Regions from separate parts of the Homo sapiens genome. Here regions 2 and 3 are each linked to region 1. Evidence: chromatin loops called from intact Hi-C (ENCODE). Cell type or tissue: B cell. All regions are shown on one strand.

Region 1 (8,000 bases):
AAACCTTCTTATTGATTCTAACAGATTCTTTATATATTATTTTGTTTTTCTGTGTAGATAACCATAGCATCTGAGAATAATGACAGCTTTGTTTTTTCTTTTCCAATATTGGTTCGTTCTGTTCTTTTTTCTTGTTTTACTAACTGATTAGGATAGCACTATCCAATGGAAATGCAACGTTAGCCTTATGCGTAATTTAAAAATGGCTGGTAGTCACAGTGGAAAAAAAGCAAAAAACAGGTGAAGTTAGTTTTAATAATTTGCTTTATTTTATTTAACTCAAAATTGTCATTTCAATATGTAATCATTATAAAATTAATGAGATATTTTACTTTTGGGGGGGTACTAAATCTTAAAAAGCTGGTGTGTATTTTGCACTTACAGCACATCTCAGTTTGGACTAGCTGTATTTCCAGGCCTCATAGCTGTGTGTGTATGGCTAGTAGCTATTGTATTAGACAATGCAGGACTTCAGTTACCAGTAGAGTGCTGATACTGCACGTACTTGTTACTCATTTTGAAACAAATACTTCTGACATTTGACCATTAAGAAGGATGTGTTCTGTAGATTTTGGTAGATATCTTTTATGTTATTAAAGAAGTTTCTTTTTTTTTCTTTTGAGACAGAGTCTTGATCTGTTGCCCAGGCTGGAGTGCAGTGGTATGATCTCAACTCACTGCAACCTCCACCTCCCAAGCTCAAGCAACTCTCATGCCTTAGCCTCCCAAATAACTGGGATTACAGGCGTGCACCACCACGCCCAGCTAATTTTTGTATTTTTAGTAGAGTGGGGGTATTGCCACGTTGGCCAGGGCTGGTCTCAAACTCCTGGCCTGAAGTGATCCGCCTGCCTTGGCCTCCCAAAGTGCTGGGATTACAGGTGTGAGCTAATGCGACTAGCCAAGAAGTGTTTTTGTACTTTTAGTGTACTGTGTTTTCTTCTTAACAAGAAATTTATTTATCTTTTTTTTTTAACCTCTTGAAGTGATCTTTCTTGATTTTCTAATGGTAAGCTACTCTTGTATTGCTGGGATAAACTCAGTTTGGTCCTGATACCTCTTTATTCACTACTAGATTTGTTTTAATTTTGTTTTTAAGAATTTTTACATTGTTCATAAAAGGAATGGCTGGTAATTTCTTTTTCTTTTCTTTTTTTTTTTTTTTTTTTTTTTTTTTTTGAGATGGAGTCTTGCTCTGTTGCCCAGGCTGGAGTGCAGTGGCACGATCGCGGCTCACTGCAACCTCCACCTCCCAGGTTCAAGTGATTCTCCTGCCTTAGCCTCCCCAGTAGCTGGGGTTACAGGTGTGCATCACCACGCCCAGCTAATTTTTGTATTTTTAGTAGAGACAGGGTTTTGCCATGTTGGACAGGCTGGTCTTGAACTCCTGACCTCAGGTGATCCACCTGCCTTGGCCTCCCAAAGTGCTGGGATTACAGGCGTGAGCCACCACACCTGGCCAGTAATTTCTTTTTTTAACTATGCTTTTCTGATTTTGGTTTAAAGGTTTTACTAGCCTCTTAAAATAAGCTGGAGAGTAAATAATTTTATATATATGTAAAATCTCTAGAAAAGTTTTTATACAAGAGTTTCATCTTCTGTTACTTGGCAGTTTGGTAGATGGTAGAAACTTTGCATTTAAAACCTTATAGGTATTTTTTTTTTACATTTCCTAAGTTTATAATCCTCTACCTTATTGTAAGCATTTACAATAATATAAGCATTTAAGCTATACAATTCCTTCTGACTACTTCATAGCATATTTTAGAAATCTGCATTTCTTTTTCATTCTAAGTGTCTTAAGTTTCTATTAAGATTTATTTTTTGATCCACATATTATTTAAAGTGTTTTGAAATTATCCAGTGTGGGTGCTTTTATGCTTTGTCATTTTGTTAGTGAATTACACATTAATTAATTGCATAGTGTTCAGCAAACGTGGTTGTATGAACTGATTCTTTTAAATGTATTTGGTCTTGCTGTATGGTTTAGCACATCAACAGTTTATATAGATTGTCCATGTATGCCTGTAATTCTTTAATTTTGAGGCTGAGGATTCTCTATGTGTCCATTCAGTCAAGTTTTTAAATTGCTTTAATTAGATCTTTAGTATCTTAACTAATTTTATCTGCTAGACCTAACAGTAATATAGAGATTATTTGATACTTCCTTAGAGTTCTAGCAAATTTTTCTTTGTCTGTTTATCTATATTCAGTGCATGTAAGTTTAGAATTCTTATATCTTCCTGGTGCATTGAAGCCTGTTATGTCACGATTCTCTTTAACCCTAATGATGCATTTTGCTTAGATTTATTTTGTCTTATTTAACAAGGTTATTCCACCTTTCTTTGGTTAATATTGCCAGTGGTATCTTTTTCTACTTCCACTTTTCATCTTTTAGCATTTGCATGCCCTTATATTTTAGTGTGTTTCTTGTAAATATCATATAGTGGATTGTTTTTTTGTGGGGGTGACATTTAAAATCTTTGGTGAGTCTTGTCTGTTTATATTTATTGTGATTATGGATCTGAATTTCTTTATTCCATCCCTGTTCTTCTGTTTGTCCTGCTTTTTCTATGCTTTGCCCTCCATTCTTGCCTTATTTTTTTAGATTAAGATTTTTGCTTTGGATTATTTACATTTTCTTTTTCGCCTTTTCTGGTTGGGGAGCTATGTATTAATGTTCCTTTAGTTTATACTTTTGTCTAATCCATCTAACAAAATCTAAAATTATTCCATATTTAAAAACCCATCCCCCTTGAAAAAATACAGAAGCCTTACAACAGTTTAACACTAATTACCCTAACCTTCCCCTACTACCTACAATTTATTTGATACTCTTATCCATAATTTTAACTTTAAATAATTCTACAAATTTGACAGTATTTTATATAGGTAATGTTTGTTTAGATTGGCCCACAGGTTTACCAGTTTCTTTGCCTACTGTTCTTTCTTGTAACTCAGACCTTTCTAATGGAGTATTTTTCTTCTTCCTAAATAATATTTTTTGTGAATTCCTTTAGTGAATGTCAAATGGTGGTAAACTTTTATGCTTATCTGAAAAATGCCTTTATTTTATTCTAGTTCTACAAATATCTGAGTACCCATTTCCAGGTTATTCTAGGCATCTGTTCTCTCTGAACTAGTAGGACATTTTTGAAATGTCTTTCTAATTAGAAAGGTAATCTAGAGGTCTAATATTTGTTATGTATGGGATTAATTTAAAAATCTTACTAAAAACACTTTTAATAACCTTGTACAAAGTTTGTGTTATACTGAAAGAATTGCTATACAATTAAAGACTGAAATATGACTAAAAGAACTTTCCATATATATATCTTGGTGATTGCTTTTAGATTCATAGCTGGAGTCACTATTTATAGGGCCTATTGCTTATGGCTTTGAGTTTCATTTACTTATACTAAGCACTCATTTTTCAGAAAACTTGTACTTTATTAGTTCTTGGTGATGGGGGGCAGCATGCATTCTATTCTTTAAAACTCTTATTTTCTAACTATTGTCTTGATTGGAGTCAGCTTAAGTGGATATGTACTATTATTGCTGCCTGCTCCTTATTGCTTCTATAATATGGTAAAAGAAAGAGGATGGACTCCAATATTTATTGACTCTTTATGTACTACTCATCTTACATACTCTACATATCTATTCTTTTTCAGTTCTCACTACATATAATCCCACTTTACTTTCATTTTGTAAATGAGGAAATCGAATTTGAAAGTTAAGTGACTTCCTGAGTTATAGTATACAAGTGTTGGGACTAGGAGTCAAAACACAGATGCTCATGTATTTTCTACAATTCCAGTGTTATCAGTTAAAATATCTTCTGGTAATCAGTCCTTTATATGCAGCCCAGTAAGCAGAAGGGATACCCACCTGTGTGGCTTGAGGTTCGATGTGGGAAAGAGCCCATCAGCTAATGATACTGCTGTACTATTATTCTGTGGTGCTGCATATGTACTATTATTCTGTGGTGTGGCCTATACTTAGATTTACTTCTAGGGTTTGCGTTGGGCCATAAATTGTTAAATATGTTTATCATGAATATTAGTTGTACCTTTAACAATTTCCATCATTTCCTGCCTTCTCCAACCGCATCTCCCATTCTAGACTAACATGATAATAATACACAGCTATGCATTTTTCCGCTTCCAGACTAATTAAAGTAACGTATGTTTCTGTGCTCACATTCAGAGACATTATTTACCTCTGAATTGAGAAGCACTATTATTTATAAAGTATATAGGATGGGCTAGTATGGGAAGGGAGGAAGGACTGTGTTCCCTTGCTTGTCAACAAGAAATTAGTATATTCTTCATAGCCTTAAAGGGTTTTACAGTAAGAAATGGAAATCTTGTTACTGTAGAGACTAGAGATTTTTGAGGGATTTTTTTTAGCATTCCCATAGTTGAACTGTAGGCATAATTTCAAACTCTTAGGCTACTCAAACCTCAAAACGTTCAGATACTATTTGTTTTGAGGGTTTTTTAAAACCTGTTCCTACTTTTTTCAGTTTCAAACTTTGTGATAGTATGTATGTCTGTTTTATTTGTTAGCAAATTTTGTAGCTTTTTAATCTATGTTTAAGTAATGCTTTTAAAAAGGGCCAAGATTCGTGTATAAGATACCTATGTGTTCAGCTTAAGCAAAATTAGGTTAGAAATGAAATTATATGAATCAAATTGTACCTAATTTAAGAGCCCTGGTTGCATTCATAAAAATAATCTAGAAGGCTAAATGGACCATTTTTTAATGAAAAGGATACGTTGTATTAGCGCCATCTACTGTTAGGTCAGAATAATTACTTCTTGGTGTACGTTTGGATTTTTCCCAATGGCATATTCCAAGTCCAGCATCTTTCTGCATGTCCTTTAACTTAATTGACCAGTCTGTAGAATGTGGGCGTTTTAAGCTATTCAAATAATATCCTGTCTATGTTCAGGGTCAGCCAATTTTTGTAGATCTTGTTTCATAATTCTTTTTTTTTTTTTTTTTGAGACGGAGTCTCGCTCTGTCGCCCAGGCTGGAGTGCAGTGGCGCGATCTCCGCTCACTGCAAGCTCCGCCTCCCGGGTTCACGCCATTCTCCTGCCTCAGCCTATTGCTGGGACTACAGGCGCCTGCTACCACGCCCGGCTAATTTTTTTATTTATTTTTTGTATTTGTAGTAGAGACGGCGTTTCACTGTGTTAGCCAGGATGGTCTCGATCTCCTGACCTCATGATCCGTCTGCCTCGGCCTCCCAACATGCTGGGATTACAGGCTTGAGCCACCGCACCCGGCCCATAATTCTTGTTAAAGTAGCAATGGCAAATTTCCTACAATTTTCTTGATAGTTCATGATTTTAAAATAAAGCTAGCTGATTGTGCTAGCTTTCTACAAAGCATCCTTGTTTTAAAATTTGCTAATTGATAATTGTTATAAAGACTGGGATATTAAAATTGAACATCCAATTTGTAGCTGAAAGACTGTCTAGAGAAAGCTGTATCTCAATATGTTGCTTGTTAATTCACTGAATGTCTAACTCTGCATCGTACATTATTAAGTGTATTCGTAATTTAGGGGAAAACCTATATCTAAATAATGTAGTTACTTTTTTAAAATTTCTTAATGTAAAGAATATTACAAAAATAGCTTTATATAATGTACTGATTAGGAATATAAGCTTTAAAGTTAGATTCTCTGAGTTTAAATACCGGCTTTAGCACTTGTTGCATTTATGATCTTGGGATAATTGTGAAGCATAAATATCTTTCTAAAGCACTTGGAATAACATCTGGCATATTAGTAAGCACTCAATAAATGTTAGTTGCTATCATTAATATTTTAATCAATGTTTACATATCCAAAGTAAACATAATGTTTCAATAACTATATTTTTATCTTAGTAACTAATAACTTTTTTGGTAATGAAACCTATAATATTTGACATAAAATATGTAACTTAAGAATATAAATGTTCAAAATGTTTACTGTTTGTTTCTGCATATCATTTAGAGTAAAGGGTAGTATGGTAGAGCAGAAACAACAAAGTTGAGTCTTCAGTCTCAGCTCTGTCAGTTACTAGCAGTGTAACTTGAGGTTATTTAACCTCTCTACTGAGTTTTTTGTTTTGTTTTGTTTTGAGATGGAGTCTCACTCTGTTGCCCAGGCTGGAGTGCAGTGGCGTGATCTCGGCTCACTGCAGCCCCTGCCTCCCAGGTTCAAGCGATCCTCTGGCCTCAGCTTCCTGAGGTACTGGGATTACAGGTGTGTGCCACCATGCCTGGCTAATTTTTTTTTGTATTTTTAGTAGAGATGGGGTTTTGCCATGTGGGCCAGACTGGTCTCGAACTCCTGACCTCAGGTGATCCACTTGCCTCAGCCTCCCGAAGTGCCTGGATTACAGGCGTGAGCCACTGCACCTGGCTAACCTCTCTAAAGCTCAATCTCTTCACCTGAAAATGAGTTGTTTTGAGGATTAAATTATATAATGTATGTATAAAGTCATTCTTGGCACTTAGTAGACTAACAGCATAGATGTCAATTCTTTTATAACATACTGCAAATTTACTAACATGCACGTGTTTCCATAATTTTGCTTTATATTACTTATATGAAAATAAAAATATATTAAGCACCCTTTATATTTGAAAAGCTGATGGAGTTTGAGAAGGAACAAAGAAATTGTGACATCTTAAGAAGTATAATTGAGGATGGAATAGAAACGTGAAGAGTTTTAACTGGGAATAATGGTTCAGTCAGTAATATTTGTATGTGATTGCTAAATATACAGAATTTTTTTTAATTCAAAGGAGGAATACTTTCTACATTGGACCTAGATTGCATGTCCCCCACCGACTTTGTTATTATTGCTATAATTTTTTGGTAGTATGGCCCATTGCACATTCTAGGAGGACATAAAGAGGATGAAATCCACTTGTGGATTATTAGAAGTATTTGTTGATTTCATGTTATCTGCCAGCATCATGGACCACGACTGTAGATATATCCAGCCTTCAGGGTGGGTGGAGTTAGGTGGGCTCTGTTGGTAAATGATCAGCACCGAGTATTGTTCCTGAGCATAGTAGATGCTTGTAAATATTTGAATGAACAAATGAAAGTGTCTGTATCACAGTTATTACACTGACTGAGGCTAGTGTTCTCATCACACGCTAATTTAAATTTCTATGTCAAATGGTAAATAGCTCATTCCTTCCTGTGTTCTCTGGGACTTTGCTTTATCAGGATATATCATCTCTTGTTTAATCTTTTCCACTTTATTGACAACCTAAGTGAACCAGAACCACCCACCCCTCACCAGTTACCTGTCTTCCTCATTTTACCCATTCATCTACACTGCTGTGGTGTGGCTGTTCCTTTTTCCTTACCACCTCCCACCCCAAGCTTTTTCTGCAGATGTCACCAATGACTTCCTAACTGCGAAGTCTCAAGCCCCGAGGATCCCATTTCCATCCTTCTTGTCTCATTTGATCTCTCTGTATCTTTGGCATTGCTGCCTGTTACTTCCTGAAGTTCTCCTCTGTTGGCTCCAGTGCACCAGTCTCTTCTGGTTCTCCTTCTGTCTCTTGGCCTTCTCCTTTTCAGTCTCATTTACTATTTGTTTGGCTTCTCTCCCCAGCTCTCTTAAACGTTGGTGTTTCCCTAGGTTCTGTTGCTTGGCCTCCCTTCTTTTTATAGTAGGTTTTCTTTGTACTCCAGCGACCCAATTTATCTGTGGAACCCAATTCAGCCGCTCATAACACAAGGGGAAGAGGGTGTAGGCAGCAGCCCCCCATAATCTCTATGACCTGTTACACATGAAAGCTTCACTGAGTAAGCATACAATCTATGTAAAACAACCAAAAAACAAACATTTATGTAAAAGGAGTGTGGTTAGTATGGAAACTTGGCCTCAAGAAGTGTCTCCTAACCCCTGTCCCTGGACTCCTTTGTAGAAATTCTAGAGTTGTCTGGAGTGTCTTCAATTTCCCTGTGAACATATC
Region 2 (8,000 bases), 160 kb before region 1:
AGCTAATGATAGAGCCAGGTCCCTTTGGCTCTCACTGAACGGGAAACTTAGCTATTAACTAAAATTAAGTGACTCATTTTGAGGTCAAACAGTAAGTCAGGGATAGAATGAGAATTGAAATCACAGCACCAAAGAGCTGCAAACACAAAGACTTGAAGATGGGAAAGAAAGGATACAATTCAGGAAGATTAGTTACCCTTTCTCCTGCTTCACTGACAGCCAACCCTGGCTATGGACTATTTTCAGAGATTAATAATTCATTTTGAACCTCAATAATGAATTAGAGTGTTTATGTACACAGCAGCTTTGTGTGACAGTTCTGTGCTCTGCTCTTGAAGAAAAATGAAGCAGGTTTAAATGGTTTACAGATCTCTGACCACTCCACTGTCTACAACGTTGATGCAGTTCAACTTAATTCAGCAAGAATTCACTTAGCACACATTGTGTGCCAAGCATTGGGCCAATCCTCTAAAATGAATACTGGGGTGCAGTGACTCATGCCTGTAATCCCAGCACTTTGGGAGGCCAAGGTGGGTGGATTACCCGAGGTCAGGAGTTCGAGACCAACCTGGCCAACATGGCGAAACCCCATCTCTACTAAAAATACAAAAATTAGCCAGGCATGGTGGCAGGCGCCTATAATCCCAGCTACTCGGGAGGCTGAAGCAAGAGAATTGCTTGAAACTGGGAGGCGGAGGTTGCAGTGAACCGAGATCATGCCATTGCACTCCAGCCTGGGTTACTGAGCAAGACTCCATCTCAATAATAATAATAATAATAATAATGTTTAAAAATTAAAAAAATAAAATGAATAATAAAAATTTAAATAAGACCCAATCCCTGCCCACAATGAACTTGGAATCTAGTCCTCTATTCATTTATTACCTTAAATTTTATTATTTGTACCATTCTCTTTCTGACTGGTATAATTACAAGAAGAACCACAATTACATTTTGACTTAAAACTATCAAGAACACACAGTGTTCTTGAGGACACGATGGTGATTTGTCATTTGGCCAGATGAACTGGCGAATGCCAACAGGCACACATTAACATCGGCTGCTGCCCTTCAGTTGTAGACTTGGAAAGCATATTCTAAATCCCCCAGTGAAATGTTTTGGCAGGCATTTTCATCCAGATATTATTAACAGTCAAACTAAAACAATCCACACATCAATTCTGACTCTCAGGGAGGTCCTGGATGGAATTGTTAGGGACTAGAGCTTCAAGTGCTTTTGTCCAACCAAATCACATTTCCCAGTCAGTCATAATCTTTTAAGTAGCTTTTCTGTTTGGGGTAAATAAGGTAGCACAGGCATTTCCTTGTCCAGCCACTTTTTGTGTTTTTCAGTACTGTCACATTTTTGGAGGTTATGACTGATCCAAGACTTAACTATATAAGAATCCTTTCAACAGTAAAAAGACCTTTGGGGAAAAGCATCACACAAGTATACAACCCGTTGGAGAGCATGATCTGTGCAGTCCATTCATTCAACAATTACTTATCGAGCGCTCTGCTAGACCTTGTACATCTTAGACCAATGACTCAATCTTTGAGCCTCAGCTTTCCTCATCTGTGAAATGGGAATAATATACCTACCTCACAGGGTGGTGATGGACATGAACACAGCAGCTATGTGAAAGTTCTCATCCCAGGTCCCACACATCCCAGGGGAGGTGTTCAGTCAACATGAGTTTCCTTCACTGCTAGGTGAAAAGGGTCACACATATCAGTGAAATGTTTTGTTTTGTTTTTTCCCTCGCTTTTTTCAGATTGCCTTCCCCACTTCAGCCCTCTTCAGATTTACAGATGCACTCTTGGAAATGCCTTCATGCTTCTGTCCTCTGACCTTGTAGTCTATCCTCATTCTTACCTACTGGGTCTCAGAACATTAGCCATCCTTCCTGCTGGCCAGATCCATTCCTCCTGTGCTTGGGAGCCCACCTTCCTGATTCCTAAGAACACCCTGCCATCCAAAACATCATTCTATTCCTGTCTTCAGGTACCATATTACTTTCTGCCTATAAAGAAGCTTGACTTTCCTCCTGGGCTCTTGAGCGCCCCCATCTGACCGACCACAACCCTCTCACTCTGTTTTACTTCCAAGCCAGGCTCTGGAAGGAGTGGAGACTGTCTACTCTCCCTACACAAGCCACTGTCCTCTGGCTTTCAGCTTCCTCATGCCACTGAGGCAGCCCTTGCCAAGGTCATCATTCATTTCCAGGCCTACTGGATGTTATTTCACCTTCTTCTTCTCCTCAGTTCTTCATAACTTTGGAGACTGTGTTCTTTTTGAAACTTCCACTTCCTTGGCTCTGTGTTGCTGCCATTTGAGTCCTCCCCTTCCTGGCTACTCTGGAGCTCCTCATCCATTCCACCTGATGATAGTGACCAACCTGCACTCTGGCCTTAATTTGTGCAGGTGGTTTTCTAAGCACTTTACATATATTAGCTCATTTTAATCTACACAACAAACTTTTTTTTTTTTTTTTAAGAGGCAGGGTCTCGCTCTGTCACCCAGGCTGGCATGATCATAACTCACTGTAACCTCAAACTCCTGGGCTAAAGCAATCCTCCTGCCTTAGCCTCCCAAGTAGCTAGGACTACAGGCACGCACCACCATACCTGAATACATTTTTATCTTTTGTAGAGATAGGGTTCTCCCTATGCTGCCCAGGCTGGTCTCAAACTCTTGGTCCCAAGCCATCCTCCCGCCTCAGCCTCCCAAATTGCTGAGATTACAAGCATGAGCCACCATGCCCACCCAAATCTTTAATGAGTACTATTATTTCCCCCCTTTCCTATACAAAGAAAGCAATGCTGGGAAAGGCTAAGCAATCTGCTAAGAGTGACAAAGCTCAGAAGAGGTGGGACCTGCCTCAAACCCACGTGGTCTAGCCCCAGGAAACCCTTATCACTACCTACGTGTGAGTTCTTCTCCTCAATCTTTTTATTAATTTTAACATTTCAACATTTTTGTTTTCATTCTATATGTTCTCCCAGGGATGTCCGATTTGCTCCCATTCTTTTAATTATTAGCTACCTGCATATCAATGACTTCTGTGTCAGTTCAGTCTCTCCAAGAAGCAGACACCAAAAGGGAATGAGAGGTACCAGGCATTATTGGGAGAAATGCCTGCAAGAGATAAAGAAGAGAGGGAGCAAAAGAAGGCAGGGCCAGCCTTCAGACCATTGTACCAATCAGATATCTGTGAAAGGAAAAGGGGCAGGAAAGAGGATTGGGTAGGAAGGAAGAGCCCCAGACTGGAGTAAAGGAGAAGAAAGTCTGCCAACTACACTCCTAGTAGCAGGTTCTCCCATCAGGATATCCCAACAGCCCACCTCCATGGTCACCAGAAAGCCCAAATCTACATTTCCAGTCCTAACCTCTGTTTCAGCTCCAGTCTTATACCCAACCACTTCCCATATGCATACAAGACCCACAGAACCTCAACATCAGCATGGCCAACAATGACTCATTATCTTCTTCTGGCCTCACTGCTTGAAGCTCCACATTCTCTATATTCCTTAGCTCCCTATGTGATAATACCATCCACCCATCACTTAAGCTTATCCCTCCCTATCCCTCAGGTCTGCCCATACAATCAATAGCCAAGGTCTATGGACTTCATGTCTAAAATTTCTGTTGAATTTGTTGGTCATCTCCTCTCCATGCATACTACTGCTGCCTTTGTACCCTTGTCATTTTACTATCAATGACACATTTTACAAACACTATCAATGGTGATTCCTCTCCCCGCTGCGCCCCCCTTCCATAATGACCCCATGAACAGAAAATCTCGATACAGTGAAGGCTTAGAGGCAAGCCGGAGTGCTACAAGACTTCAGATAGGGGACCCTCAGCCCCCGACAGAAGTGCAAGGAGGGCTTTCTAGAGGAAGACACCCAGAAAAAGCACAAAGCAGATGACCAGGCCCTATTTAAATAAATAATTATTCACTCGGCCATGGTTTTTCATGGCCAAGAAAGGTTTGGTCATAAGAAAATTTCATGCTGCTATTAAAAGAGTTGATTGCTAAAGGCGAGTAGGAAGGTGCTTCAGTTTTTCCACAACTTTGAGGACCTTTAGTGGGGCTTCTCTTTTAACCACAGTCAACATTGACACCTAACTGTCGGATGGGTTTCAAGTTCAGCCGCTGACTTTGCCACAGTGCTCCCTGACCTCACCTCACACTTCCCACCTCCTTTTAACTTGAGAGGCAAACTCATTCTCACCACTCTGCAGGGAGGTATTGTTTATTGTCTCTTGGAAGAGAAACTTGAGAAGGCAAACTGTGTGGGCCTCTCCTGCAGGTACAATGAATTCTTGATGGGTCTGAGAAACAACTGCTGATCACAGTCTATTTCAGTTTACAAAAATATATCAAAGATCTGTAGAAAATCACAGGTTTTGAGTCTTTTGAGTTTAATTTCAGAACATGTCAGTAGAGTTATGACTGTAAGATATTCTGGAGGATACAGGATACTTTGCTCAGTGAACTGACTTGTGAAAGTTTAATCAGCTCACTTACCCTCCCCTATCTCCACCCATCCAGGATACAGAAATGAACACTTCCCTCCTTTCAGAAGTAATTTATCCCACATTCTGTATGAGATAGTGGGTGGAAACTATAATAGATCAGATAAACTGATACACGTGAAGATGTTATAACTATAAATATTACCAAAAATATGCCTTATAATTACAGTGTCTAAACATGATTTCCTTAGAGAATTTCATTTTAGTAACACATAATTTATAAACTTGCTTTATATTCATGTTTCTTTTCTAAAGTAAATAATTGCAATATCTTCCCTTTGACTGTAGGGGGAGAGACAGCAGGAGAAACAACTGAAAGGAAAGGTCATGGGTATTGATTTGATTGTTCAGGCGGATGATTAACTGCCTCTGCAGAGGCAGCCCCAAGGGCCATGAAAGCCATTGCTCAATTTAAGACTTTCCAAGTTTCCCTCTTTATTATTGAAATCTGATCTTTGTTTCTTAGCTTGAAAACTTCATTTTGTTGACTGTAGTTTTTCCTCCATGCTCAAGACTAGCAAAGTAGGTACCAGCTCTATGCAGAATGGTGCCTCTCCGTGCTGGTGTTTGTCTTTGCATGCCAAGGTGCAAAGCAACCAGGGCTATGAGAAGATGCCCAGAGAGGTCAAGCCTGGCATCTGGGAGAGGAGGCAGTGACTACCACCTTTTGTGGCCATTCATTCTCTTTGGAATCAGATGGACCACAGTACAAAGGGGCACTTTCCTGGTGGACCAAACGACTGGTTTTCCATAGTCCAGGTAGATGCTGCACACACCTTGCTAATAACCAAGCTGCAGAGTGTTTATTAGTAGCTACCATTATTATTATTATTAAATAAATGTGAGCAGATTAGTGGCGCTTAAAAGAACATGTTGCTTGGCCGGGCGCAGTGGCTCACACCTGTAATCCCAGCACTTTGGGAAGCCGAGGTGGGTGGATCACCTGAGTTCAGGAGTTTGAGGCCAGCCTGGACAACATGGTGAAACCCTGTATCTACTAAAAATATAAAAATTAGCCAGACATGGTGGTGGGCACCTGTAATCCCAGCTACTTGGGAGGCTGAGGCAGAAGAATCACTTGAACTGGGGAGGTGGAGGTTGCAGTGAGCCGAGATTGTACCACTATACTCCAGCCTGGGTGGCAGAGTGAGACTTGGTCTCTAAATAAATAAATAAATAAATAAATAAATAAATAAATAAATCTCACTCAGGTCTATTCCATGAGCTTCCTGGGCATGAGATTGAGGAGGGGTTTGTGCCTAAAATCCTCACCTCTGTTGGGTGTCATGACAAGACTAAGGTTGTGAACCTCTGGTCCAAGAACAATCTCTCAGGGGGGATCTCTGGGCCCCTAAGCTGGTGTAGGACCATACTTATGTACATGACCATATTTTTTTCCCTCTTCCTTCTCAGTTTGCTGCCTGACCACAGGTACTAACATAACACAATGTTCAGTTGGCTCTTAACTTCAGATACTCTCCCTCTGAAATCTCCTTTTGTTGAGTTGTCTGGAACCAAGCTGCTGCCTCCAACCTGTTCTGCAGCTCTGCCCTCATACCTTTAAATATCAAAGGAACAAGGAAATAGAATCAATCAGTCTGGGCAACATGGCAAAACCCTGTTTTTACAAAAAAAATACAAAAAATTAGTCGGGCATGGTGGTGTGCACCTGTGGTCCCAGCTACTCAGGAGGCTGAGGTGGGAGGATTGCTTGAGCAAGGGAAGCAGAGGTTGCAGTGAGCTGAGGTCGCACTACTGCACTCCAGCCTGTGTGACAGAGTAAGACCCTGTCTCAAAAAAAAAAAAAAAAAAGGAAAATAGGATCAATAACCCAGCTGTTCCAGGACATTGTGCATTTAGTGTATCAGAACAATCAGCTGTGTTTTCCCTATTTCAAGCAATAAGTATTCAAACCCCAACTCTGCCATTTAATGACTGTGTGGTCTTGAATAAGTTTCCTAACCTCTCAAAGACTTGGTTTCCTTATCTGAAAAATGGGAGTACAATAGGGCTGCTGTGAGTGTTAAGTGAGATAATATTGTTGGGATAAAAGCTTTTCCTCTTCCAGCTTGGGTTCAGCGGCTAGGGGCTTACAAATTTAACTGACTGTAGACAGATTAACAGAGAGAAGACAAAGTTTATTATGTGGGTAGGAGCCTCTAGATTAAATAGTTCCTCAAGGCTGGACACAGTGGCTCACACCTGTAATCCCAAGCACTTTGGGATTGGGTGGGAGGATTATTTGAGCCCGGGCAACATAGCAAGACCACATCTCTACAAAAAAATAAAAATAAAAATTAGTTGGGTGTGGTGGTGCACGCCTGTGGTCCTACCTATTTGGGAGGCTGAGGTGGGAGGATGGCTACAGTCCAGTAGTTCAAGGCTGCCGTGAGCTATGAAGGTGCCACTGCATTCCAGCCTGGGTGACAGAATGAGAACCTATCTCTAAAAAAAAAAAAAAAGAAAAAGAAAAAGAAAAAGAAATGGCTCCTCAAGCAGCTAGAGATAGGAGTTTATACCAACTACATAGAGAAAAAGGAGGCAGGAGAAAGGGCTTCCATGGAAGACCAAATGAAAGGTATGACAGTTTCAGATAATTTGTTTAAGCAATTGCTCATCCCAGTACTAATGGTTAGTCTCCTTGCTGGCTGTAAACCCCCTGGAGAGGGAATTTATGGCAGCTATAATTTTTGGAAGATCCTGCTTAAGTCAGCAAAATGAAGTTTAGAAAAGGTTTCCTTTTTCACGGCTGCTACTTCTTCAGATGCTTTTAGCTTGAAATATTTTTTTTTGAAACAGACTTCCGTTCTTGTCATCCAGGCTGGAGTGCAATGGCACAATCTCAGCTCACTGCAACCTCCGCCTCCCAGGTTCAAACGATTATCATGCCTCAGCCTCCCAAGTAGCTGGGATTATAGGCGCCCAGCATCATGCCCAGCTAATTTTTGTATTTTTAGTAGAGACAGGGTTTCACCATGTTGGCCAGGCTGGTCTCGAACTCCCGACCACAGGTGATCCAACCAACTCAGCCTCCTAAAGTGCTGGGATTACAGGCGGGAGCCACTGCGCCCGGCCGCTTGGAATAATTTTTATGCTACTGAGGTGCATTTCAGATCCCTTCATTTTAAAATGCATAGTGCTATCTATGTATTAGTTTGTTGTTTTGTTCCTATAGTGTTGTTGTCGTTGTTGTTACAAGATAGGTAAATCTTTCATAGAGGCATTAACAAAAAAGTGGTACCTTACCCTTAGGACCAATGGCTCCCCTTCGGGAGCTGAAGAGTGGGATGTTTCATAGAAGTTATGGCAGCAAAGGCAGCCATGAGGGGAAATACTCTGCTTGTCCCAAGAGGAGAAAAGAAATTTCCATTCCCCCGTCCTTTACCATAAGCACAAATGAAGAGTTTCTGTAACAAAAGGCCTCTTCTTTGAGCCCCAGCACAGAAAAAAACATAAAG
Region 3 (8,000 bases), 560 kb before region 1:
AGTACTGTAGCCACGGTGCTAGAAAGGCAGGGGTTAGGGAGGTGGCCAGACAACTGGTGAGGCTGGAGAGAGAGATGGGAGTCAGGTCATATGCAAAGGAATTGGTTTCATTATGTTGGCATTAGGGATCTTTTGGTTTTGTGGAATGGAGTGATATGCATATTAGAAAGATCTCACTGGTATCCTTACGGTTGAGGCTTAAGGAGAAGGGAGACTGGTGAGGTGATTTTAATATTTTAGGAGAGAAAGGATGACTAAGGCAGTAGTGGAGGGGTCAGGACAAGGAACAGAAAGCTATATATGAGGGGTCATGGGGATGCCTGTCAGAGGGATGAAGGACTGGAGAATGACTTCAGATATTGTGACTTGGGCTTCTGGGTGGATGCAGTGTTGAGTTGAGGATGGGGAGTCCACAGATCACGCAGCTGAGATAGTCAATTGCCATTTTTATCCATTGATGTGAATTCAGAATGGAGGCTTAGTTGAAGATACAGACATGATACTGACAGCGCCCAGAGAGAGGAAGAGCAGGTTAAGGGTCCAGAAGCATACCCCAAAGTAAGGAATAGGCCATGAGGGAGGAGCCAGTAAAGGAGACAGAGAAGGAAAATCCAGAGTGGAAGCACAGAAGAAGGTCAGGCCAAGGGAGGCGAAGGTTTTAAAGGGGAGAAAGTGATCAACAGAGTTAAATGCTACAGAGAGAAGTGGGACTGAGGCTTTTAAAAAGCCATTTATCAGGAACCCGGGAGGCGGAGCTTGCAGTGAGCTGAGATCGCGCCACTGCACTCCAGTCTGGGTGACAGAGCGAGACCCCATCTCAAAAAAAAAAAAAAATAAATAAATAATAAAAATAAATAAATACAAAGCCATTTATTTTAGCAACCTTGGGGGCCACCGGGAGAGCAACTGCAGTAAAGTGAGGAAACCAGACCTCAGAGGGTGCAGCACCCATGGGAGATGAAGGGGTGGAGACAAGCATAGACAACTCGAGCCAGGAACTTGACTGTGGAGAGGAGAGAGGATAACAAGCAGAGAGACTCAAGTGGTGTTGAAAATAGTAAGGTAGGGGCTGGGCGCGGTGGCTCATGCCTGTAATCCCAGCACTTTGGGAGGCCGAGGTGGGCAGATCACTTGAGGTCAGGTGTTCGAGACCAGCCTGCGCCGCACGGTGAAACCCTGTCTCTACTAAAAATACAAAAATTAGCCAGTCATGGCGGCGGGTGCCTGTAGTCCTAGCTACTTGGGGGAGGCTGAGGCATGAGAATCGCTTGAACTTGGGAAGCAGAAGTTGCAGTGAGCTGCACTCCAGCCTGAGCGACAGAGTGAGACTCTGTCTCAAAATAAATAAGTTAATAAATAAATAAATAAAATAAAATAAAATTAAAAAGTAAGGTAGGACATTTTAGCCAAGTTCAAGAATGGGGAAAAAATATATAAGGCAGGATGGGCTTGCACCTGCTGACATACTGAGAGGAAGATGCCAAGTGAGAGGAAGGATTGGGGATCAGAAACAAAGGGGTAACTGAGGGAGCAAGGAACTTGAAATTGGGGTGGGAGGATTAGAGGAAGGCTGGTTTTTTCTTCTGAAACATGGACTAGGGGCTGATGAAGATGCGGGTTAGTGCAGGCAGATGTTGGCGTTGAACAGGAGACATCTGAGGGAGTTCATTCATATCCGTTGGACTCTATTCACAGTGAACATTATCACTAGAGAAAGCCTGACTATTGAACAGTGGCTGAAAGGGCAGACTTTGCAGGCACTACTAGGGTTCAAATGCTTTTTCTGCCATTCTGTAGCTTATGACCTTGGGAAATTTCCCTAACACCTTGTGCCTCAGTTTTCTCATCTGTATGATGGAGATGACAATAATCCTCAATGGCTTGTGGTAAGAATTAAATGAGTTAAAATATGTGAAGTGCTTAGAACAGTGTCTGGTATATAATAAGCCTCATACAACAACTGCGGTTGTCATCATTGTCTCCATCATTTTCTGCTGAGACAGATGGTTGTTTGTTTGTTTGTTGTTGTTTTGAGATAGGATCTCACTCTGTCACCCAGGCTGGAGGGCAGAGGTGCAGTCTTCGCTCACTGCAACCTCCACCTCCCAGGCTCAAGTCCTCCTCCCACGTCAGCCTCCTGAGTAGCTGGGATTACAGGCACACTCAGCTAATTTTAAAATTTGTTTTGTAGATATGGGTTCTCACTAGGTCTCACCCAGGCCGTCCTCAAATTCCTAGGCTCAAGTGATCCTCCCACCTTGGCCCCCCAAAGTGCTGGGATTACACACGTGAGCCACCATGCTCGGCTGGTTTTGAATGCACTGTTGGAAGTTGTAAACATTTAGACCACCTGTTGAGTAAAATAGGAGAAAGGGCTAAGAACATGAAAGACTGCTGAGTGATATCGGGAAGTAAAGATAAAACCAGAAGATAAAACTTGGTAGCAGTTTAAAGTTTCACAGTTGAGTGAAGTTGTCACTGAATAACCTAAAGAGATTGGTTTTATTTCCTCTTTATAGATGAGGAAACTTGAGGCTTAGGAAGGTTTAATAGCTTGTCTAGGGTGACACACGGGTAAGTGGCAGGCACAGGTGATTTGACACTGCACTCTACCTTTTCACCACACTGGTGTTCAAAACACACAACAAAGCAGCTCCCCTGACAAACTGTCATCAAGGCCTTTGAACCTGTGGTTGCCAGAGGAGTGATGGGGTTGTAATGCACACAGGGAAAGAAGAAAAGAAATGGGACGGAGAGAATGGTCTGACTTTGTGAAGGACTTCTATGACATTGGAATAATGAACATTTCCTTCAAAATGAAAGAAGTCTAGTTCTCATCTCACTTACTGAAAGCACAAACCCAAATTCTGACAGATTCTGGTAAAGAAGCCTCTTGATAAATGGACCCTTTTATTCAGGATTTGCCTGGGCATTAAAGCTGCTAGGACAGACAATGTATATGAACTGGGATATATACAGATAATGTATATATCTGTATATACACCATATTATATAATGTATACGATGGGATCCAGTAGTGCCCAGCACACCAAGGTGATTACAAGGCAATTAGCGTGTGTCTGCTGAATGAATGACTGATTAAGTCATGACTCTGGAGGTGTGGTAAGAGGGTTGGGGAGAAAGATGTGGAGGATCCTTCAGAAATTAGTCTAACATAGGAAGTCCTATGAAAAGGCCTTCTGTCGAACATTTTAAAGCATTGGCAGTACCCAGAAATTACTTAAATGTCTGTAAAACACTCACCTAAACAATTGACATCACTTGACCACATTAACTAGGGCTAACAGTCCTTCTAATTGCCACATCCCCACCAGCTTCTAGATGGTAATGGCCCAGCTGGTTTCAATGGGTCTCCATGGTTACACTCATGCTCTGGTTTCCATGGTTACATTTCCAGGTCTCTCATAGGAGTTACATATATATTTGAAATTTAAAAGGATTTTTTTTCTTTCTTGTCAGCCTACACAGAAATCTAGGGTTCAGAGGTCCAGGATGAAAGTTTCAGTGACCTCTTGGGAGGTTACCAAGGAGGAAATGGTAATATTTGTGACAGCTGTGATCTATCATGGAATAAGGAAGAGAGCACTCAATTGGGAAATACTGTGGAGCTAGAATGATAACCCAATATTTTATGAGCCTTAGTGTTTTGCTTAATTAGAGGAGGCGGAAAAACTGGACTGAGAAAAGAATACCCTATTGTTTGGATACATGGCTCCCAGCGCTAGGAGTAGGATGTTGTCCAGAGATGGGGGTGGGGGGCTTTCTATTGAAGTCCCTTTAAAATGATCATTTCTTTACCATAACAGTGTTGTGGCCTCCCTGCACTCATTCCTCCCTCAGTCCTCATTCAAATCATTTTTCTTGGCTTACTCGGCTAAAGCAGGCATCTGCTACAAGGTACCAGCCGGGGCAAGACTTAGTTGGCTCCGGCTTTTCTCGGCGGAGGGAGACAGGTGGAACTCTAGTGCCGCCTTGTGGAATCGCTAACATTTCCAGGTCTACCTCACCTAGAAAAGAACTCAAGTTTGTACTGTTAGGATTTAAGAAGACTTTCTCCATTTCTTTTAATGTATCCATCCCTCCCTCCCTCCTACAAAGTTCACTGAGTATCTATTATATTTCAGCTAGGCCCTAGAAATAATACTAATACAAAAGATAGGATATTGCCTTCACGCAGTTCATAATCCGTTGCAAAACAAGTAAACAGCGCATAACAGTCCCAAGAGCTAATGGAAGAATGACAGTGGGGTGACCTACTGGCTGGGAAAGCTGTGTAAGCTATCGAGCTAGGGGCCTTTTTTTTTTTTTTTTGAGGGAGTCTCGCTCTGTCGCCCAGGCTGGAGTGCAGTCGCACGATCTCGGTTCACTGCAAGCTCCGCCTCCCGGGTTCACGCCATTCTCCTGCCTCAGCCTTCCTAATAGCTGGGACTACAGGCGCGCGCCCGCCACCACGCCTGGCTATTTTTTTGTATTTTTAGTAGAGTCGGGGTTTCACCGTGTTAGCCAGGATGGTCTCGATCTCCTAACCTCGTGATCTGCCGGCCTCGGCCTCCCAAAGTGCTAGGATTACAGGCATGAGCCACCGCGCCCGGCGCTAGAGAACATTTTTGAGCTGGGTCTTCAAGGATTCTGTCCCTCAAGGTTGAAAGATGAAATAATGCAATGTTTTATCAGTAGGGGGACTTTGTCATCAAAATAAACCAGAGAATAACATGTAGTAATTCCTGTCTTCATTTAGGTTCATATGCTTGCTACCTTCCAAACAGCTCTTCAGGCAGAAGCAGGTACACAGACAGTGCTGGCGGAAAAACCTGAGAAGCAGCTATCAGTATTAGACCACATACGAAAGCCTCTTCGGGACATTTGCAAGCATCCAGAGCAGAGATGGTAGGCACCTCCTTGCAGGAACAGGCTCTTCACTGGGCAGGGGGAGGGAGGGAAGGGGTGTGAGGAGGGTGGCAGAAATGAATGACTTTAAGTAGGTGAGTAATGTCATCAAATTTGAATTTTACAGATTTGTTTCTATGGCATTACGTTCTTAACCAAGTTCCAGAATGACTCTCCGGCCCTGGATTGGGCGACTTTGTTGTCTGTGCTTCTGATTCATAGAAAGAGGGAATATTAGGGGAAGAGGTTGGAATATGACAGCTATACTTACTGGTTTCTTGTGCCTTCTCCCAGAGATATTCTTTGCTTCTATAGGCAGATTTTGATTTAAAGCAAATATTGAATTATCCTTTGGTCCTGCTGTGTGTGTTTGAAGTGCTCGCGGATCATCCAAGTGGAGAGAGCACCGAGTAGGCCCTCCTTACTTTTTTTTTTGGTAACACATGATTCTACACTTCAGTATTCTTATTATATCTTGGAGATGGATATATAGAACTGACTCATTCTTTTAAATAGCAGTGTAGAATAGAGGTAGAATGGAGGTAACAATGTATTTAACCAGGCCTCTTTTAATGGGCTTTAAAAGGCCACACCACCGGGTGTGGTGGCTCACGCCTGTAATCCTAGCACTTTGGGAGGCCAAGATGGGCAGATCACGAGGTCAGGAGTTCAAGACCAGCCTGGCCAATGTGGTAAAACCCCGCCTCTACTAAAAATACAAAAATTAGCTGGGCGCAGTGGTGCGTGCCTGTAGTCCCAGCTACTCAGGAGGCTGAGACAGGAGAATTGCTTGAACCTGGGAGGCAGAGGTTGTGGTGAGCCCAGATCGCGCCACTGTAGGGAGACAGAGCGAGACTCCATCTAAAAAAGAAAAAAAACAAAAAAGCCACACTAATTTATATTTGACTGTCAATGCATGAGAGAGCCAATTTCCCACTACCTGCTTTTGTGAATCGTGTTCAGATTCTTTGCCCATTTATCTATTAGCTTGCTGGTTCTTTTTTATTTTCTTATTTTTATCAGCTGTTTAAATGCTAAGAACTTAGGCTTTTGTCTGTGATGTGAGTTGCAAATATTCATGTCTTTTGATTATGCTTTCTATGCAGAATTTTTCTTTAATATATACCAATTTATCAATGTTTTATTTTTAAATTTATTTTTATTTTTATTTTTTGAGACGGAGTTTTGCTCTTGTTGCCCAGGCTGGAATGCAATAGTGTGATCTTGGCTCACTGCAACCTCTGCCTCCTGGGTTCAAGCGATTCTCCTGCCTCAGCCTCCTGAGTAGCTGGGATTACAGGCATGCGCCACCATGCCCTGCTAGTTTTGTATTTTTAGTAAAGACGGGGTTTCTCCATGTTGGTCAGGCTGGTCTCGAACTCCTGACCTCAGGTTATCCACCTACCTGGGTCTCCCAAAGTGCTGGGATTACAGGCACGAGCCACCCTGCCTCGCGAGCCACCCTGCCCGGCCTATCAATGTTTTATTTTAGGGCTTCTGGATGTTATGTTATTCTTAGAAAGTTCTTGCCAATTTCAACATTACCGAAAAGACTTTTATTTTGTATCATATATATGTGATACAGTTGCAGTGGCTCCGCCTGTAAACCCAGCAGTTTGGGAGGCCAATGCAGGTGGATCACTTGAGGTCAGGAGTTCAAGACCAGCCTGGGCAACATGGTGAAACTCTGTCTCTACTAAAAATACAAACATTAGCCAGGTGTGGTGGCGTGCGCCTGTAATTCCAACTACTGGGGAGGCGGAAGCAGGAGAATTGCTTAAACCTGGGAGGCGGAGGTTGCAGTGAGTTGATGTGGCGCCACTGCACTCCAGCCTGGGAAACAGAGCGAGACTCTGCCCCAGGGGAAAGAAAGGTTTAATCTATCTGGAGTTTATTTTGATTTACAGAGATCTAATGTATTTTTTTCCCCCACATGTCTACCCAGTAGTCTCAACACCATTTATTGAGTAATCTATTTTTTTCCCACTGATTTGAAATGCTATCTTTATATATATGTCTGTTTCAGAATTTTCTATGGCAGATGAGTTTTTTGTTTGTTTGTTTGTTTGTTTTTGGGTGGAGTTTCGCTCTTTTTGCCCACACTAGAGTGCAATGGCGTGATCTTGGCTCACTGCAACCTCCACCTCCTGGATTCAAGTGATTCTCGTGCCTCAGCCTCCTGAATAGCTGCGATACAGGCGCCCACCACCACACCTGGCTAATTTTGTATTTTTAGTAGAGATGGTGTTTCACCATGTTGGTCAGGCTGGTGTTGAACTCCTGACCTTAGGTGATCCGCTCGCCTCTGCCTCCCAAAGTACCGGGATTACAGGCATGAGCCACTGTGCCTGGCCAGCAGATGAGCTTTAAGTCCATCTAACCTTGTCTTTGAAGGAAGGTTCAATGTTCCTGTTCTTTTGTTTTTGAATGTGGGAAAGCCTTGAGCATGTTTGTATGTGGAGGGAGAAAAGCAAGTGGTCAGGGAGAGGTGCAGAGGAGACCCAGATGGGACCGTGAAGGGAAGATGGGTTATGACAATTAGTGAGAGATCCAAAGAGCTGACAGCTGTGCCTACCTCAGCAAGGGAGGAGGTAGGAGCTCTGCATTTTTCCAGGAGTTTTTGGTATAATGTGAGGTAGCATCCCTTCCAGCTCACAAAGCCCTCTCTCCCAGTTTGTCAGTCCCCTCCTGGGCTGTCTTCTTCACTACCTGCTCTGGAATTTGTGTTAATCACTTCAGTGTTCCTAATGGGCATTCTACTCTCTTAAGTTCCCAGCCTGGATCAATGCTGCAATTCACCTTGGCACAGTTGTGCTGACAGACATGTCACACTACGGTTTCTAACCCAGGCCAGGAACTTTAGCTCTGTCATCTGCTTGTCTTTGTTTTGGTCCCTCTCACTTGGGCTGCAGTGTTTATTCCAAATCTTTAAGCACCCCGTGTCCCCCCAATTCCTTACTGTCAGCAAATGACCTGTCTTACCTGGGTAGAATGCAGGCTCTCCGCCTGGTGTCTGTGGTTGGGATTCAGCAGGTTGAGAAACTGAAATTATATGTTAAAATTTGGGTAATGTTCTTTTTTTTTGAGACAGG

The links. Peaks named below come from ENCODE experiments on the same cell type or tissue, not always from the same donor. Only the 100,000 strongest peaks of a DNase experiment are listed, where the experiment ranks them.
Region 2: a loop joins it to region 1, with 25 times the contacts of the local background. A loop is called at or near these places in 15 of 110 quality-filtered maps.
Region 3: it touches region 1 in a loop (24-fold over the local background); 2 of 110 quality-filtered maps call a loop at or near these places.

Annotation. Positions count from the first base shown.
Region 1 is chr13:44,480,678-44,488,677 of GRCh38, reverse strand. The region is part of intron 1 of TSC22D1 (TSC22 domain family member 1); the gene reads left to right. Among named protein-coding and RNA genes, the nearest start is that of TUSC8, 79 kb to the right of the region's middle. In B cell, CTCF peaks have their summits at 4,607 and 4,807 (motif pointing left); DNase peaks (open chromatin) are centred at 3,767 and 4,817; H3K4me3 peaks cover 1,108 bases; H3K27ac peaks cover 753 bases.
Region 2 is chr13:44,645,470-44,653,469 of GRCh38, reverse strand. LINC00407 (long intergenic non-protein coding RNA 407) reads right to left here. Exons shown (of 4, transcript NR_149082.1): 2 at 1,602-1,705. Among named protein-coding and RNA genes, the nearest start is that of LINC00407, 9.1 kb to the right of the region's middle. RefSeq lists an enhancer at 3,974-4,640. In B cell, a CTCF peak has its summit at 4,799; no DNase peak of the experiment used is centred here; H3K27me3 peaks cover 482 bases.
Region 3 is chr13:45,043,501-45,051,500 of GRCh38, reverse strand. LOC105370188 (a long non-coding RNA gene) reads left to right here and starts at 3,487. Exons shown (of 3, transcript XR_941935.2): 1 at 3,487-3,558; 2 at 4,760-4,908; 3 at 5,036-5,335. LOC107984596 (a long non-coding RNA gene) reads right to left here and starts at 3,354. Exons shown (of 3, transcript XR_001749861.1): 1 at 3,265-3,354. In B cell, CTCF peaks have their summits at 3,807 and 4,007 (motif pointing left); DNase peaks (open chromatin) are centred at 2,480 and 3,990; H3K4me3 peaks cover 515 bases; H3K27me3 peaks cover 443 bases.